Linked DNA regions of Homo sapiens: region 1 is linked to region 2. Evidence: read pairs that join two places in POLR2A ChIA-PET (ENCODE). Cell type or tissue: OCI-LY7. All regions are shown on one strand.

What was found. ChIA-PET counts read pairs that join two places held together with the same protein. Peaks named below come from ENCODE experiments on the same cell type or tissue, not always from the same donor. Only the 100,000 strongest peaks of a DNase experiment are listed, where the experiment ranks them.
Region 1: POLR2A ChIA-PET joins it to region 2 with 5 read pairs; 2 of 35 experiments call an interaction of 5 or more read pairs at or near these places.

The regions. Positions count from the first base shown.
Region 1 is chr15:67,584,026-67,586,525 of GRCh38, reverse strand. MAP2K5 (mitogen-activated protein kinase kinase 5) reads right to left here. Exons shown (of 22, transcript NM_145160.3): 5 at 596-636. Among named protein-coding and RNA genes, the nearest start is that of MAP2K5, 43 kb to the right of the region's middle. In OCI-LY7, no CTCF peak of the experiment used is centred here; no DNase peak of the experiment used is centred here.
Region 2 is chr15:67,504,968-67,507,467 of GRCh38, reverse strand. All of the region lies in intron 2 of IQCH-AS1 (IQCH antisense RNA 1), which reads left to right. Among named protein-coding and RNA genes, the nearest start is that of C15orf61, 15 kb to the left of the region's middle. In OCI-LY7, no CTCF peak of the experiment used is centred here; a DNase peak (open chromatin) is centred at 1,297.

The DNA.
Region 1 (2,500 bases), 79 kb before region 2:
CAGGGGTTAGTAGTGAACCTCAAGTTATATCCTTCCAGCTCTGCAACCAAGCAGAACACTGTATGTAGAATGTTTCTTATTCACTAAAAAATGAGGTCCAAATAATTAATTATGAAATATTTGAGCCTAATACAAAAGCCAGCTTTTCTTTCAGATGTGAAGCCCTAAACAGAAATCCAGAATTCAAAATACACAGAATGAAAAGACATTAACTAGATATATGTTTCTAGCATAAATATGTCAAGAGAGGGTATTCCATGTGCAATATGCTTATGTGCTTAATTAATCACTGAAATGAAGTCTATATTCTTACTAAAATCTTTGTAGATACCAGCACCTAGGATTATCCTGAAGACACTGACCAACAAAACAATTCCAAATAATTGAAAATACAGTACCAAACCCCCAGTATGCAAATATATACACATACTGAGCAAATACTACAGATGAATCCCCCTCCACCTCCCATTTAAAAAAAATAAAAGGATCGCTTGTCAGAGCTTGAGAAAGTGCAGTTTTATTTGACATTTCAATAAGTGGAACACAGCATTACAAATCCATCTAACTTTACTGAAACAATTATTGAAATTCGTACCTTCAGGCCATGTATGTTCCGTTCCCCAGGAGGCTTGCAGGCTGAAACAGTAATTGACTAAATTGTAGAACACATCAGGGCCATTTACAAATTTGCTCAAAATGAATCGTTTAAAAAGAAATGAGGGTGACACCAAAATTAGCAGAGAGAAATGATTGAAAAGTGGCTCCCAAGACCCAAAGTGGGAATTATGAACCAGGGTTTTAACTTGCAGGAGTGAGCATTTATAAATGCAAAGAGCTTTCTGACACCACCTCATATAAATTCCAATTTCTGCTTAAAACATATAAAAATCAAGTTAACTGAGCTAAAATGATTAGATTCCTTTCATAATTCAAATTTCTGCAATCTGTCCTCATTCTATTACATTGTATATCTGCTATCACTTAAACTACTTTGAAAAGAGCTAAGGGATTTTTTTGTGAGCAAGCGGGGTGAGAAAAGGATGTTTTAATGCCAAAAAGATTGCTAGGGATTCTACGATGGAACATTCTAGTTTGAATACTACTTTGCACAGCCATAAGCAGTCAAATGTATTAAAATACAGATATATAACTAATTTTATTACATTTCTTGCAAATCTTGACATATGCTAAGATTTAGTCCTAGAGATAAGGCAGTGCCAGGAAAAAAGAATATTAATTTCCTGACACCATCTTGAGTTACAGGTTAGTACTTTTCCAATTCAGCAAATGCTTCTTCAACAAATGTTAAAAATACAAAAGCCTCCTGCCCATGTTATAGACTGCTTCTATTTGAAAACTATAGTGCCCTACAAATTGTATGTTAAGGGGCCATCAATTTTGATTGATTGTTTGGGGACGAATTAATTTGATTTTTTTTTTTTTTTTTTTGCTCCTCTCTCAGATGTACATGTCGTTTTCCTGTTTCTGACAACAAGAAATAGAGCTGTTTAATAATAAGATGTGGGTAATGACTGGGTGCAGTGGCTCAAGCCTGTAATCCCAGCACTTTGGGAGGCTGAGGTGGGCTGATCATGAGGTCAAGAGATCAAGACCAACCTGGCCAATATGGTGAAACGCTGTCTCTACCTAAAATACAAAAAATTAGCTGGGCATGGTGGCGGGCGCCTGTAGTCCCAGCTACTCGGGAGGCTGAGGCAGGAGAATGTCGTGAGGCAGGAGAATGTTGTGAACCCAGGAGGCAGAGCTTGCAGTGAGCTGAGATCACGCCACTGCACTCCAGCCTGGGCGACAGAGCGAGACTCTGTGTCAAAAAAAAAAAAAAAAAAAAAAAAGGAGAAGATATGGGTAATAATTACAAAACACTGCAGTTGCTTTCATTTTGTATATTCCAAATATACTCAAATTTATTATGTTATTTTTCCTAGAAAATATATCTAAACCATAACAAAATGTTTTTACTTGCCTTTCTAAAATGCATTAAAATTAAGACTCAAAATCTTCTTTCCTTAAAATGGAAATTAACCTTTTGAACTACAGTCACATGCATTTGACGTCTGGTCCTTGAGGGACCATCAATACTTCCTAAGACAACACTTCAAAATATTTCCACTGAAGTAAGCAGTGCATTCATAAATTTCATTTAAACAAAGTGGCTAGCCAAGGAATCAGAGACAAACATCAACTCTTATCTCTAACCTTAACATCTGCCTCACTCCTCAATTGACTTCTCAAACTTTTATAACTGGAGATGTAAACAGCAGTCAAAAAACCCAGTAACCTCATATTTCCTAAAGTTATCGGGTCAGGAATTACTATAAAGCTAGTCAATGTTCACACTTATTAATATTTAACATATCTTTTAACAATGTAGAGGACTTAGCCATGACCTGGGAGTTACTATCCAAGGCAACTGTGCTACTTGGAATGAGGAGAACATGTTATTACATCAGAATTATGGCCAGGCATGGTGGCTCATGCC
Region 2 (2,500 bases):
GTTTAAGGGGCAAAGTATTTTCAAAATATTTTCATCCATTGTTTCCAATAAATGGAAGAAAGCTGGAAGAAGAAACCACCTCCTTGCATGATATATAAAATTTTGGCTGGGCGCGGTGGCTCCTGCCTGTGATCCCAGCACTTTGGGAGGCCGAGGCGGGTGGATCGCCTGAGTTCAGGAGTTTGAGACCAGCCTGGCCAACATGGTGAAACCCCATCTCTACTAAAAATAGAAAAATTAGCTGGGTGTGGTGGTGGGCGCCTGTAGTCCCAGCTACTCAGGAAGCTGAGGCAGAAGAATCACATGAACCCAGGAGTCAGAGGTTGCAGTGAGCTGAGCTCACGCCACTGCACTCCAGCCTGGGTGATAGAGTGAGACTCCATCTTAAAAAAATAAGAAATTAAACAACAGCAACAACAACAGCAATTCTGTCTCTTTTATATACATCGATGACGGTGGCATAGAATTGTAGAACATCAGAGCTGGAAGGAAGCTTAAATATCAGTTCCTCTTTCCTATTTTATGTATCAGAAACCTGAGAACTAAGGAAGAGAAATTATTTGTTTATTAAGGAAAGAGCTGAAACTAAAACCCATTAAGACATTTAAATCTGAAATAGATGTCATACATATTCCATACCCATTTAGAATACCTACAGATGCCACATAATCACTACTCTGTCCTTCCAAATATTTGCAGGTGAGTGGAGGCATTTGCCCTTTTATGCATTCTCTGTGGTATGGCACAGAGTTGATTAGGTATGGCAACAAAGACATGGTCTGGATGTGAATTCTAGAGTATTTAGACAAAGGGCATTACGCTTAGAATAAAAACAATAGTTTTCATGCTATTGAAAACATTTTAAAATATGTTTATTTAGTAATAACATTTTATTTTAATGAATATAATTTCACTTATAACATATTCTCCTAATACACGATTTTTAAAAAACAGCTTTTTGAGGTATTATTGACATTCATAAACTGCACATATTGACAAAGATTCTCTCCTTGACTAAACTCCAGCCAGGCTCCTCCCAGCCCTCTTCTTGACCAGGCCTTAACCTTGGCCTATGAAGACTTGAACAAACATTAACATAGTTTCTAATAGCTCAAGGCTGCAAGCCTAAGATGACCCTAGCACCCTCTTAAAATACCTGCCTGAGAAAACTCCAGGCTGCAAAAAGAATACTTTCTTGTAGCCAATCCTAAATTAGGGCCCCCGTCTCCCAGTCTCTGTGGGAGGATAGGAGCCTAACTTCTGTGTCAGTTAGCAAAACCAGATGAGTTTCACATGAACCAACCCTGCTTCCTGGTTTTTATTTCTCACTTCCCTACTCTACCGAGCAGCCACTGTCCCCTCTTCTATTCCCTCATTCTCCCCTTACAATGCCCAGTCACCTCTCTAGAAATTGAAGTTGAATTCAGTTTACACTGGACCCTTTTCCCTATTGCAATAGTGTATTACTGATTAAAATCTGTCCTTACCACTTTTACTAGTGTCCAGTCTTATTTATCTTTGACAGTATTTAACGTGTACAAGATAAGTTTTGACATCTATATATATCCAATAAATCATTTGTATGTCAGTATAGTGAAAATACCCATCACCCAGCATTTTCCTTCTGCCTCTTTGTAATCTTCTTCCTCCTCCTCCTCCTCACCCTATTCCCACCCCATCTCCCATCCTCAGGTTACTACTTAACTATAGTTTTTATGTTCTAGAATGTTAAATAGGTATGTACGTTTTTTGTCTGATTTTTTTCATTCAACATAGAGATTCTTCTATGCTGTTGATTTATTAATAGTTTATTTCTTTTCATTGCTCAATGGTGTTCCATTTTATGGATATCCCAGTATTTTTTAATTCACTCATCTGCTGATGGACATTTGGGTTGTTTCCAGCCTTGGGGTATTGTAAACCAAGTTGCTTTGGTCATTCCTGTACAAGTCTTTGTATGGACATATGCTTTCTTTTCTCTTGGGCAAATACCTAGGAGTGGAATGGCTGGGTTGTATGGTTGGTGTAGAAACATGATTTTTGAATGGCTGTATAGAAGTCTTTAATGTAGATATTTCATATTTTTAAAACAATACCCTATTATTGAACATTTAGACCTTTAGATTCTTCACTATTGTTGCAAACGATCTAATTTTTTGGCTTAGCAATGTGTTTATAGATATTCAACTTGGAAAAATAAAGCCCAAGAAAATGAAAAGCGTGGAAAGGGAATCTGGAAACAAAGAGCATGTTCCTAAATCATTTTGAGTTTTTCAATGATCGCAAAGTATTTTGTGTCCTCTCCTGGGAAACAAAGTGGCATGAATCTTTAAATGAATCAAAATTTTAATTTTGATTTGGAGTTTATTTCGCAACCAATGGAGGGTCTGCGGTTTTGCTGTCGAGTTTATGGGACCATGATTTCATCCTAACATTCCTTATGAGGCGATTGCAGTAAACTTGGGTGTGGCCTTTTGTTTCTGGGAGCTATAATTAGCCA